Regions from separate parts of the Homo sapiens genome. Here all the other regions are linked to region 1. The links are chromatin contacts, found by Hi-C in ENCODE. All regions are on one chromosome and are shown on one strand. The core of a region is the stretch at or near the end of the contact, and the rest is flanking DNA. Distances in the headings are between cores, read along the strand shown.

Evidence for each region. Hi-C counts contacts between places; a loop is a spot of excess contacts on that map. Pooled maps may share reads with other maps.
Region 2: a loop to region 1 is called in a pooled map, with 8 times the contacts of the local background. The contact joins the promoter of RARS1 here to the enhancer-like site in region 1. A Hi-C loop is called at or near these places in 4 of 50 pooled maps.
Region 3: a map of PC-3 shows a loop between it and region 1 (9-fold over the local background). The contact joins two enhancer-like sites. A Hi-C loop is called at or near these places in 14 of 168 maps with a recorded cell type or tissue (CD4-positive, alpha-beta T cell, CD4-positive, alpha-beta memory T cell, CD8-positive, alpha-beta T cell and 10 more), 4 of 37 single-sample maps with no recorded cell type and 22 of 50 pooled maps.
Region 4: a loop to region 1 is called in a map of HCT116, with 15 times the contacts of the local background. The contact joins two enhancer-like sites. A Hi-C loop is called at or near these places in 2 of 168 maps with a recorded cell type or tissue (HCT116 and MCF 10A), 1 of 37 single-sample maps with no recorded cell type and 6 of 50 pooled maps.
Region 5: a loop to region 1 is called in a map of B cell, with 11 times the contacts of the local background. The contact joins two enhancer-like sites. A Hi-C loop is called at or near these places in 6 of 168 maps with a recorded cell type or tissue (B cell, CD4-positive, alpha-beta T cell, CD4-positive, alpha-beta memory T cell and 3 more) and 9 of 50 pooled maps.

The regions. Positions count from the first base shown.
Region 1 is chr5:163,564,736-163,567,316 of GRCh38, forward strand. No RefSeq gene overlaps it. Among named protein-coding and RNA genes, the nearest start is that of MAT2B, 60 kb to the left of the region's middle. Within about 2 kb of position 1,277, at least 2 of the 41 ENCODE cell types and tissues checked have a DNase peak (open chromatin) inside an H3K27ac peak, as active enhancers do.
Region 2 is chr5:168,485,166-168,487,746 of GRCh38, forward strand. RARS1 (arginyl-tRNA synthetase 1) reads left to right here and starts at 1,306. Exons shown (of 15, transcript NM_002887.4): 1 at 1,306-1,378. The coding sequence starts at 1,334.
Region 3 is chr5:168,213,758-168,216,338 of GRCh38, forward strand. It overlaps TENM2 (teneurin transmembrane protein 2), which reads left to right. Exons shown (of 31, transcript NM_001395460.1): 23 at 1,283-1,515. Among named protein-coding and RNA genes, the nearest start is that of TENM2-AS1, 17 kb to the right of the region's middle. Within about 2 kb of position 1,299, at least 2 of the 41 ENCODE cell types and tissues checked have a DNase peak (open chromatin) inside an H3K27ac peak, as active enhancers do.
Region 4 is chr5:168,046,461-168,049,041 of GRCh38, forward strand. It overlaps TENM2 (teneurin transmembrane protein 2), which reads left to right. Exons shown (of 31, transcript NM_001395460.1): 8 at 967-1,089. Among named protein-coding and RNA genes, the nearest start is that of TENM2-AS3, 94 kb to the left of the region's middle. RefSeq lists an enhancer at 1,269-2,026. Within about 2 kb of position 1,276, at least 4 of the 41 ENCODE cell types and tissues checked have a DNase peak (open chromatin) inside an H3K27ac peak, as active enhancers do.
Region 5 is chr5:167,728,969-167,731,549 of GRCh38, forward strand. The region is part of intron 4 of TENM2 (teneurin transmembrane protein 2); the gene reads left to right. Among named protein-coding and RNA genes, the nearest start is that of TENM2-AS4, 70 kb to the left of the region's middle. Within about 2 kb of position 1,288, at least 3 of the 41 ENCODE cell types and tissues checked have a DNase peak (open chromatin) inside an H3K27ac peak, as active enhancers do.

The sequences.
Region 1 (2,581 bases), core at 27-2,526:
AGGGATTGGTGTGCTAACAAGTTGAGGTCAGCATTCATTACCACAGTGACCCTGGCAGAAGATGCTCTGTTGATTTTGCATTTCATTGAAAATGTCACAGAGATAATACATAAACCCGTCTTTCCCCCCCAAACCCTCCAATACCCTTTCGATATGATTCTCATCCTGTTGTTCCTATTGGATTATCTTTGTGATTAATGTTTCTCCACGCCCATTAAGTAGGGAGACTACAGCCAGCTTTCTCTGAGGATACCTTGTGTGACCTTACTTACTCCGCGGTCACAGAAACTCTGAAGTGTTCCTTTCACGGATGGGCTTGGTCCTGCTGGGTTCCTAATGTCCCCCAGTCTCTCTGGGTTCTGGAGGTCTTCACTCAGAACTAACCAGCTCACTCTTCCTAAGGCAGAATAATGCAGAGGTTTCACCCAAAAGTAGGCAGTACTAGCATCTTTTCTATGGGAATATTTGGTTTGCCATGTTATATTGGCCTGTCCATTTTAAAAAAAATTAGTTTTCAACGCTTAAATGCAAAGACTTCTCATTAAAGATCTAGGTTTCTTGCTTTTCTTGAAACATCGGACAGCATGGTATTTCTAGCCTGAACAGCCCCTGGTGACAATCGGCAGAGCCACCTTTGTGGCTTTATGCAGTCACTGCACACACAGATCTTCCCTTTTGTTTTCCTGACACTAAGGGAGGTGCCCTTTTTAACCACGTTTGTACTCTTTTCGTTGTAATAAAAAGGAAAATGAGAATTTAATACCCATGCCCGTCTCAAAGGAAAAAAAAAAATAGAAAGGTATAGTAGGAGAGCCACATGTCTCAAGAAAAAAAAATGATCCTAAATCTAGACCTCCCTGCTGTAGCACTTAGAGTAATTGCCTGGCCTTGCGGGCATTCGATTTTCAGCACCTGGGAGAGCTTCGTCTTTAAAAGTGGGCTGGCCTGGGGTTGTCCTTGGTTAAACCCCAAGGACACTTGAGAGTCCAGTCATCTTTTATCCTGATGGTTCAATGGGGACAACCTCATTTAATCTTACAACAGCCTGCGAGGTAGTCACTGTCCTATATGGGTACACTGCTTAGCGCCATACCGGGCACGCGTTCAGAGGTCGACCACGCCCTGACTTTTCCTTAGCTTTATTTTGGAAGCAGTGGGTTTTAAGGCTGGTGCTCCTCGGAGCCTCCTAACCATCACTCGTTTGGCAAGTTGCAGATACACTGCCTGACTAAGCTGGGAGAAAGAAAGGGTTAAAGAAGGAGAGCGGGAGGGGAAAACCCTTTGGATCGTGGGCTCTGACCCAGACGCGTCTCCATGCCCGCTCTGCAGCCTCGCGGTGGCAGCTGAGCTGCACGTAGCTGGAGGAGGCTGCAGGAACAGACAGGAAATCCATTCTTGTTCTGCAGATACGTCGGCAAAACTCCCAAAGCAAACAGCAGAGGAAGTTTGCTTTAGTGGAGACAAACTCACAACTTTGCTCTTTCAAAGCCTCTGTTTACAAGTCAAAGCCCAGGCTCAGTCGGGCTTTCTTCCCACACTCACCTCCAGAGGTGCTGCCTGCGGGCGTTTCGCTATCAAAGACCCGCAGCGCCGCGGCCGGTCCGGGATAAGCCGGTGGCTGCGGCTCCAATGCGGAACCGGTTCTCTAGCCGCTAAGGAGCCAGGGCTGCTCACCCCAGGCCCCCTGAGGTTCAAATTTGGGAAACGGAGAGATGGGGCGCGGGGGAAGCCCTTAGATCTAGTGAGCCCTAGAGTTGAGCATCACGCGCAGAATGAGGTGACTCAAAAAGGAAATTGGCAGGTGCTGGCCTTGGGTAATTTCCCAGTGCCCAAAAGTGCTAAACCACGCTGCTCAAAGAATAGAAGCCACCAAAATATCTGAGTGGTGGTGCTGGCTCTGTCACCTGAACTGTGTCCAGTGTTATACCTGAATTGGGTGTATCTGTTAGCTTAAAATAAGATAATACTGTAATAGCTAGAGTCTGGAATAAAAATAAGTTATCTAACGGTGAAGTTTGGTGACTTTTTCAAAACAATAGCACAGATCTTATGTAACTTTATATTCCAATAAAATCTTTCCTGTGGGGGAAGTGAGTAAGATGGTGCTTTCAGCTGATTAACAGGAGACCAGGCCCAGGGGTACCAGGCAGACAGAGAACATGGAGATCGGGTGAGTGGCTGGCTTTCTTGCCCTTGAGGAGCTGAAAGCAAAAAGATCTCAGATAAGGTGGAATACTGTGTTCAAAGCCAACGGTTCTGGGGGCAGCTGCATTTGGTTTTGAATCCTGGCTGTGATGCTTTCTAGATGGGGATGTTGGGAAAATCACATACTCTCTTTAAAACTTAGTTTTCCATTGCTGAAAAGGGGATGGAGAGAGCCGTTAAGCACTTCCTCAAGGTTACACAGGGGGCAAATGACAACGCTGACTTTCAAACAGAAATGTCTGATTTCAGAGCCTGCACTTTTCACTGCATACACTTCCATTGATTGAAAACCACAGCCCACCTCCCCAACCCTTGGAGCCCACGCTCCTTTAGATTTAATCTCAATGCAGATCTTGAGCTCTTAGATCTAGGGCAT
Region 2 (2,581 bases), core at 56-2,555, 4.9 Mb after region 1:
TTCAGCCTTATAAAAGAAAACCCTGTTATGGGTGACAACATAGATGAACCTGGAGAACATTATGTTGGTGCAATAAGCCGGGCACAGAAAGACAAATACTACATTAGCCCATGTATATGTGTAATCTAAAAAATTCAGATTCATAGAAGCAGAGCATAGAATGGTGGTTGTCAGGGCTTCAGAGGTAGGAAAGATGGGAGATGTTGCTCAAAGTTACAAAGTTTCAGTTAGGCGGGATGAATAGATTCTAGAGATGTAATGTATATTGTATACTTGCAGTTTTCGTTTTCGTTTCGTTTTGTTTGTTTTTAAATAGAGAGAGAAAAGGTCTCACTCTGTCATCCAGGCAGAGTACAGTGGCATGATCATGGCTCACCGCAGCCTCAAATTCTTGGGCTCAAGTGATCCTCCCACCTCAGCCTCCTATATACCAGGGACTACAGGCACATGCCACCATGCCCGGCTATTTTTCCATTTTTTTGTAGAGACGAGGTCTTAGCTGTTTCCCAGGATGAGAATAGATCTTAAATGTTCACAGCACACACGCGCGCGCGCGCGCGCGCACACACACACACACACACACATGCAAATGATAACTGTATGAGATGAAGGTTATGTTAATTATTTTGGTTGTGGTAATCATTTCAGAATGTATACATATATCAAAACATTACGTTGTACATCGTTATGATATACAATCTTTGTCAATTATACCTCAATAAAACTGGAAAAATAAATAAGATTTTAACTCAAATGTCACTTGCTTAGAGATGTCTTCTCTCACCCAAGTCACTCTATCACATTGCCTTCCTAGCAATTAAAACTACCTGAGATTATTGCCTTTTTTGGTCTATTTTCTCTCTCCATTCTAAAATGTGTCTGCCGTGAGAGGGGAGATCGTGTCTGTTTTGTTTTCTTTGTGCCCCCAGAGCCTAGAATACTGTCTGGCATTTTAAAGTACACAATAAATGTTTGTTGAATAAATGAATGGATTTGTTAGTTTTGTGCCCATTTCACAAAGGGGCAAAGTGAGGCCTTTGAGAGCCAGAAGCTCTAGGTCAGTGACTGTCCTAGTCTATCCAAGCACAGAGCAGCTCTGGTTAGTGTCTGCTCAATTCCTCTCCCCTCGCCCAAACGTCCCTGAGTTGCGGCCTCGCTCCTGACCGAAATCCCCGCGGGTTCTCCTCGCAGTGTCTACTGGATCCCGCCAGGAGGCAGCAGAGGCGCCAGCACCCAGTCCGACGGGACAGCGGACCGGAGGGGGTTTCCGCTTCCGGGAGAGGCTGACCGTTTCCGCTTCCGTCCACTTGGCGAGTGAGACGCTGATGGGAGGATGGACGTACTGGTGTCTGAGTGCTCCGCGCGGCTGCTGCAGCAGGTTTGGACGCAGGAGACCGGCGGGAAGGCCTGAAAGAGATGGAGCAGGCTCTGACTCCTGCCCAAGCGGCTTCGGGGGCGGGACAGCTAGGCGAGGACCATCCTGGTCCTCTCAGAGTGGAGCGGCACGGTCCCTGTGGGAACAGGAAGGGTTGAGAGAGGAAGCACCCATCATTTCAAAGCCCGTGTGACTGTGATTTTCAGCGGAATGGAGGGTCCCCACCCTCTCCCAGGCCTCCCCCAAACCAGCGTCTTCGGTGGGCTGGAGCCTGGCATGTTCAGAACAGTTCTCTCCCTACAATCCACCTCCTCTTCTGCATACACACGCGATTTAGGGGATGCGGGGAGATAGACAAGGGGGGAATACATTCAGAGCTCTGGGTCTTGGTTTGCAGCTCAGCCGCAGTTCTTCCCGGGTTACTGAGCGAGAGGATTCCTAATAAGCCCATGGGGTGATTCATTATCAGACCAGCGGAGCTTGCTCTGTGCCCTCAGCATTCGTCGGGAAGGAGCAGCCACACCATATAAAAGTGAAAGCGGCCGGGCGCGGTGGCTCATGCCTGTAATCCCAGCACTTTGGGAGGCCGAGGTGGGCGGATCACGATGTCAGGAGATCGAGACCATCCTGGCTAACACAGTGAAACTCCGTCTCTACTGAAAATACAAAAAAACTTAACCGGCTGTGTTGGGGGGGGTCCCTGTATTCCTAGCTACTCGGGAGGCTGAGGCAGGAGAATGGCGTGAACCCGGGAGGCGGAGCTTGCAGTGAGCAGAGAGCACACCACTGCACCACAGCCTGGGCGACAGAGTGAGACTCCGTCCCCCTACAAAAAAAAAAAGTGAAAGCGGAACAGTTCCATTACCTTTTATGCCCAGGTGGGGAGGGATGGTAGGAAGATAGTTCACAGTACTCTGTCCTGTTACGGCTGTATACTTAATCAGCAGTCACAAAGTACAAGTTAGTCAAGTAAATTGGCAAGCTCTTTACATTTCTGAGCCATTTATTTATCGGTATGTATTTATCTTTGCCTCACTTGGTTGTGATAATCATGAAGGTAATTTCTGAAAAGTGTTTTTAGCTCAGCTCCTGGAACATAATGTATGCTCATTTTTGGCAATTTGGTTTTGGCTGTAGCTATCTCCCAGTAAGTATTCTGAAATTTCAGGTGAGGAACTCCCCCTGAGTTTTGCAGTTTAAGTTGGA
Region 3 (2,581 bases), core at 49-2,548, 4.6 Mb after region 1:
CAGGGATTTCAGGCTGCAGTGAGCTAGAATTGTGCCACTGCTCTCCAATGAGACCCTGTCTCTGAGAAAAATAAAATAAAATAGCAGGGGAAAATAAAGGGGGCCTGTGCTCATTTCAAAACCTAGTCTACCACACTGAGGCAGAAAGGCAATTACTGTTTGCATCCTAGAGGTGCTGATTGTAATAACCAGTATAGGAATAACATGAGCACCTATTCTGGTCCCAACCTCAAACCAGTGACAGGCACTACAAAGGGAAGAACTGCAGGGTTTTGAGCCAGAAGGAACATTAGCAATATCCAGTATGATTGATTTAATCCCTCCAGCCCCTGCAAAAAAGCTAAGACCTGACACAGTCAAATGACTTAACCAAGGTCACCACCAGCTGGGTCAGAATTGAGTTTAGAGTTTCCTGTGTTTTAGTCCTGAGCCACTTCTACAAGTCTTACTCTGTCCTAGTTAGCCTCACACAGGGCAGCCAGACACATGGCAGGGGAAGCAGCCCAGGTCTCAGAGGCTCACGCCTTCCTAATACACTTCACACACACACAAAGGTATTAATCCCCTAGTGTGGCTGGGAGCCCTGGCAGACCGTGGCTCACGCCTGTGACCTCACTGTTACCTAGATTTGAAAAGTGCATCTCCTGTCTCAGTAATTCAGATTCCAGACACAGTACCAGCAAGATACCCACATTTCTTTACACTAAATGCCAACTTTATCCATGTCCACACTGAAGAGCAGTAAAGAAGCAAGCTCTGAGCCTGGAGATTGGGGGCGGTTATGGGGTGCTTCCCATGATAAAATTAGGAAAACTCCAGGTCACCCTGGTATTAATGGCCTAGTACCCTGGAAGCATAGGTTAAAATGAGAACATTGTCACATGGAAGTGTTCCTCTATCCCACTTGAGAATACACTAAGCCCTCAAGGGGAAATTAAGGAGACTGCACACACATGGACTGTAGATGGTCTTGAATAACTATCCTGCTTACAAAAACAGGATCGGAGTGGGAGCTCTCGTACTGGCTAAATGAAGCAACAGTTGTTTAGCATGGTGGGAAATGAATTTTCTAATAGCATAAGAAGCATAAGTCCAATTAGAAGTAGCTAAGAACCATGATGTGTTAGAACACTGAGTTTGATGTTAGATTCTTTCCAGTTCACTAAAGTGGAAAGACACTAGAGAAGGTAAGCGTCTTGCTAGGATTTTTGTCATTCCTTTGATCTAGGAGGCCAGCTCCATAGCCCCCTCCTCATTTCTCTTTGTGCTTCTTCTACTAAAGCAACAACCCAGCACACAAGTACTACTTGGCAGTGGACCCCGTGTCCGGCTCGCTCTACGTGTCCGACACCAACAGCAGGAGAATCTACCGCGTCAAGTCTCTGAGTGGAACCAAAGACCTGGCTGGGAATTCGGAAGTTGTGGCAGGGACGGGAGAGCAGTGTCTACCCTTTGATGAAGCCCGCTGCGGGGATGGAGGGAAGGCCATAGATGCAACCCTGATGAGCCCGAGAGGTAAAGGACATCAAGGAAGAGTCTCCCGCCCCAGATAAAGCTTTGCCACCAGCTTGGCTTTCTTCTCATCAGAACTTAACTAAGTCCAGCAGTCCAAAACACAGCTTTCCCTGTAATCATTTAACTCAGATAGATTGCTTTGGTGTGTGGATGGGTGTTTAAAAAGAAAACCAGTCATGAGGTCAGGAGATGGAGACTATCCTGGCTAACATGGTGAAACCCCATCTCTACTAAAAATTACAAAAAATTAGCCGGGCGTGGCGGTGGGCGCCTGTAGTCCCAGCTACTCAGGAGGCTGAGGCAGGAGAATGGCGTGAACCCGGGAGGCGGAGCTTGCAGTGAGCCGAGATCGCGCCACTGCACTCCAGCCTGGGCAACAGAGCGAGACTCCGTCTCAAAAAAGAAAAAGAAAACCTTATTTATTTATTTGAAGAAAACTTTATCATGCACATAGGCTCCAAGTGGAAAGTGAAGGGGATTGCGCCTGGAGATTTCTGACTGCTGCCAGTCAGGAGAATCAGAGGAAATCCTGGCTCCATGGGCCACAGTGCCAGCTGTGTGGGCTGGAGACAGAACAAAGCCCAGCGAGGGGCCTCTGGCCACGCCCAGACTTCCGTGGTAGACAGCAAATGTGTATGAAGTCGAAAGTGCAGTGCCTCACATGTTGTAAATGCCCAATAAATGGTAGTAATTAAGAATGGGTATAATTTCCAGGGGTCCAGGATGGAGGAGTTCTGGGAACCCATGGGTCTCTATTTGAAAAGGACTAAAAATACTTAACATTAAGGAGCAGTCATCTGAGAGTCCAATTCCTGTTAGCATTTTTAGCTACTGTGAAAGCAGCAGGGCAGCATGGATTAAGGAGGCAAAGCCTTGTACTTGGGCACTGGGGCAAAGACACAAAATAAATAGAAGCCATATCTGTGCCTTTCCAGCCCTGCTGCAACAGGGGAATGCTAGGCCCCAGTGTCCCCCTGGGGCATTGAAGTGCTGATTGGAGTCAAGCTTAACTGGGAATACTTCCTGAAGCATACACCTTGAATTAGGAGTTTGTAACTACAAGAAT
Region 4 (2,581 bases), core at 26-2,525, 4.5 Mb after region 1:
AATACAGGTGTTTAGGGTTTGCTTTTCATTCCACTCAGTAGAAAAAACTCACCAAGAACCATCAGGGATAGGGTTGTGTTAAGTTTGCTAAACTCATGGTGGGGAGTTGACACAGGCAGGATGACAAGGAAGACCAGAAGTTTGTTTGGAGGCCTGGGGTGCCCATGGGAGTCAAGACTTCTTCAGACGTGCTCAGTTCCTTAGCAAAGAACAGGCAGTATTTCAGAACTCTGTTTCATTCCATACTCTGCTAAAGTGAGAGCGACAGAGACAGAAAGAATAGTAATGTTTTCAGAAAAGGACCCCATTCCACCATCAACCCCCCAAGCTTTTTCTACAATGTGCTGAAAGGTATCCACTCATCATGAAGAGGAGTGGAAAGGAAAAATATTCTAAAAGTTTGAAATAGTTAGGGAGGTGGGCCAGTACCACTATAGATGCTGCTGGCTGCACTGATAGTTCAGAGCAGGTACCAGCAAACAGGTACCAGCAAACAGGTACTATTCGGGTAGCCTCCTTTGAAGCTGATTTACTTGTGAGTGTATAGTTTGGGGAAACAATCCTTGTCAATGCCCCTAGACTAACAGTCTAAAAGCAACTGTGTCCAGAGTGTAGAAAAGGATGGATGTGGTAGAGCAGCACTCTTTACAGTGATTCGAAAGGGCCATTTTCCCCTCCATGGTGGCACCGTTTGGAAGATCTGGGCTGTGTTTTCTCCTCCCTCCTCCGCTCACTGTAAGGGATCCTCTCCCCCTGAGACTGTGAGCAGCAGCGCCAGAAGGGGAGACCTAACCACCCAGGTCTCTGCTTTCTGTATTTAGCTAATCCCTGTGGCCTGGGGCAAGCCATTTTTGACGCAGCTTCCTCAAAAGGCAATCGCTTGGAAAAGGGCACCTGGCCCTCCCCCTTGACATTTGCATTGCTGAATTATCTATTCATATTTTCATTACTTTGTCTCTCCTGCAGCAATGCATCTGCTCGGACTCAATTGGCAACTCCAGCCTGCAGATGGGCACACCTTTAACAATGGGATAAGGACCGGCTTACCAGGAAACGATGATGTGGCAACAATGCCATCTGGAGGCAAAGGTGAGGTTACAGCTGCTGCTTGCCCTCTTGAGGTCACAGGAAAATTCTGAGCTCTCGCCAGCTGGTTCAGGTTTTCTAATCCAAATCTTGGAAGGTATGCCAAAAGAAAAAGAAACGGGGGGAAAAATCATTGCCTTTCATAGGTGCCCCCATTAAAAGCTGTTTGCTGTTCCTGTCTGTTAGCTGTGTTTGGCTGGATCACTCAGAGCTGGCACAGTGCCTGCTCAGAGCAATGTGCATACCTATGCTATCTGCAGCAACTGGCATGGTCCAGAGCTACTTGAAAGCATCCCAGGGCCTGTGCAGAAACAGCAGCCACAGCAGCAGCTGGAGTGGCAGCAGCAGCAGCAGCAGCAGCAGGAGAAAGTCCTGCCTAATCAGAAGGCAGAGAGCAGCAGGCAGCACATGCCATCAGACTGGGTCCCTCTCCCAGGAGACATGCAGCCTCCCTGGGGAGGAAGCTGCCTGGCTTGGCATGAAAGAGAAAGGCTCAGAGCTGCTGTGCTTTGGGGGAGAATAGAAAGGAGTTTTGACAACTCGGCAACAAAGCTTCTCTTCTCAGAACAGTGAAGGGGACAATAGAAATGTTTATTGAAGCAATCAGGCAACTGTATCCTTGAAGGGAAAAAAAAAGGTGCTAACAAGGTGCTAAGAAGGAGGAGAGAAAACAGAACCATAGGGTGGGGGTGGGGGAGACTGGAGCAATTAAGACAGAGCAGCCAATGGAATGGTTAGCCAGGCTGGCACGCAGTGAGATATGCTTAATTCGGGATGGAAATCGCAAGGGAGAGATTGTATTAAAGGATTTCTCCAACATGCAAATTTCCATTCTGCCTTTTAGCATCTATAGCCACTTCACCCCCACATTTCGGAAACACCCTACAGGGATATTTCAAAGAAGGGAAAGGAAGCAGCATTTATTAGGCACCTATTGCATGCCAGGCTTAGCATTGTATAACTTTAACAACTTTAAAGGAAGGAAAAATCTCTCTGAGAAACTCAGGACCAGAAGGTATAGAAACTTACTCAAATAGGTACAAATTTGGACTCAGAGTTGTGCCCTGTGCATCTTTGGGCAGGAGGTTGGAGCTTTCCTTCAAGCAGTCATTTTCCACAAAGAAGATTCCAGAATTCATCTGCCCCCAGAGGTGCACATTAGTCATCCTGAGATGCTAATGCTGCTTCAATTATCCTCCCCAGAGCTGTCCTAATGCTTTGAGGATGACTTTTTTGTCTTTTTATCCAGTCTTTAAGAATCGCTGTACTCATCTGTCATAATCATAACACTAAATTACCTTTAAGTAAGCATGAAAAAGTTTTATCTGAGGATGAAATTATATGCTTTCCATAATCGGGTAAGTTAAACTAGACCTAAAACTGAAAAGTATATTTTGCCTTAACTGACCATGTTCTGCCTTAACTGACCAAAAAGCCCAGAGCCAAATGTATTGACCTCAGATTTGAAACCTGGTCACCTCCAGTACTTGACACT
Region 5 (2,581 bases), core at 38-2,537, 4.2 Mb after region 1:
TTAAAGGGACATCTGAATATGGCAGCATGTTTCCAGTGATAACCCAATTTCATTTTACAGCCTTTTCCTTCCCTTTCTCTTGGGCTCTGGGCCTCCTTACCAACACATCCTGTTGGCCAGCCTGCTCTATCACAGCAGTATAGTTGAAAACCTAGGCACAGCTTTCTACCCATAAGTAGCTTTGTAATATTCCTAGGAGGAACTTCCTTTCTCCCTTCCTCTCCCACATTGCCTCTTTGTCCAGATGTTAACGTGGAAGCATATTGACTGCCTACTTTCAAGCCCTTAACTCTCTAATTTCACTGATTTCTGTAATAGAAAGAGCTATTATTATTAAGTTTTTATCACAGAGCTAAAGTTTAGTTTTTGCAAGTGAATAGACCACTATTCTCCTTCCTGTGTTAGTAACTGCTTTTTAAAGCTCTTGTGTTCTATTAAAATAACAATATAAAATTATGTAAATGTGCTAATTGCTTTATTGAAATTAATACCCTTATTTAGCAAGTTAAACCTTGCAAAATGACCATTTTTATTAAAAATTATGGAAGCATGCTGGCTGTTTAAAGGCTAATGTAATTGGGTGAACTCAGCAACTGGGAAATGTCAATTAATGAGAGATTGTTAAATAGTATTGTTTAAACAATCAATTTTCTCTTGCAGTTTGGAAAATGGTCCTGATAAAGTAATAGTGACTATCTAAGGCCTGAAGGAAGGTTTGTGAGTATTTTTTCCCATCTGGTTTTTAGATCTGTTGGATTTTCTTCTGGGTGTGTCAAAATTAGATTTGTTTAGTAATAGAAATTTGAACTTGGCAGTTTATAGAAAATCAGGATAGTTCTCCTCTGTGAAGGTCATTTTCTAGCTGGCAATAAATGGCCACATGCAACCTCTGCCACCAGACCGTGAGCACTTGTTGAAATAGTTGGAGACATCTAATTACTTTCTCCTGAGATGGTTTGCCTTTTTCTTAGAACAGGATTTTGAGACTATAAAGAGATCTATCTCTCTGCTCTTGATAGTTAGAATTATTGCGTCTCCTTGATAAGATATTGAGTATCCTTCTTATGGGTCTGAGTTTTTTTAGCTTCTCTACCATTGGAAATAACAATAATGCTTGCCACGAAACCATCTAAAAATCCATCGTCTTTGCAGTAGCCTTCAACCGGAACTACTGATAGCTGTTCCTGCAGTGCCGTTGTTCTCATTGGAGCATACTACAGAAACCTATTTATGAAAATATCTTGTGGTTTCCAAATAGTTGTAGGAAAGGGAATTTTTGGTCACTTATGCAATTTACAGAATTGAGGTCAGTTGAGGATGTTGGGATAGTTCTGACTGGAGCTGTGAAGACAAAGGTATGAGTAATACTCTAGATCTCTAAGCTCATTTCCAATTGTATATTGTTTGTGAGTCATTGGCTTTGAAAACCAGAGGAGAGGCCCACATTTGAGTTTATCTGTAAACACCCGTTTTTGGTGTCATCCAGCATTTGAAAGTAATAGTTGTAGGTGGTGGATCATGTTTAATTTCTAGGGCTTTTTGTGAATAGATGATAAAGTGCTCCTTTATTATATGATAAGACACAGCTCTCCACTCTCCCTCCCACTCTACTCCCCCGTCATCCTGGAACTAAATCACCAGAGGGTTTAATCTATTTCAATTTTCTTTGTTCACATCAGAGATGTTTTGGGTTTGTTCTGTGGACTTCTTATGACTAAGAGTATTGATTTTATTAATCCAATTGTTTGTGAACAAAAGCTGGCTTTTTTTATTGCTGGAACTGAAAATTAGTGACATAAACTCTGATATCTTAAAAGGCTAAACTCACATTTTTCCCCAGAGGCATTTACCAAACTGGCTGTTACATTTATCCTTTCCTCTACTAAATTTATGCAACATGAACTGCAGGATAATAAGCGTACCAATATACTTAGGTTCCTAAGAGTTTCAACATAATACTTCTCACAGTGAAATCATTGGTTCAGTTATAAGACACTCCATGCACTATTGAAATACGACCTAGGATGCACCTAGTTTTACTCTGATTTCTGTGTAGATGTGGATGCAAGGATTCTTTTGATTGAAACATGTCCTTAGTTTCCATGAACAAGGCAACATACACCTGATCATTCCACCCTTGAAAGATGCAAATAATCTTTCACGTTTTATATTAAAACACCAGATAAAAACCCCATGCCAGTTGACTAAAATGAGTTTCTACCCTCCAGACAGTTTTTTTTTTTTTTTTAGTTCTAAGGAAAATAGTTCAATTTTAGCTGTATCAATAGCGTTTTGAGCGAGATGGAAGATGTTCGCCTCCGTTACAGAGGGAATTTCAGGCATTGCATTGGAGCTGAAATTTGCTGGCACCTGCTGAGTGAGATTTTTCTGGCCTGTGCTCTGAGAACATCTTTTATCAAGTGCATGATCATTTATCCAGCTTTTTGAGATCTAAACCAGGTCATTCTTTGATCTTTATCTTACTCTGAACTTCCTAATGGTTGAACCCGGTCAGAAGAGGGTGAATCTCAGTCCTCCAGACCCTTCAGGAAGAAAGTCATCCTGTTGGTAGTTTAGTTTT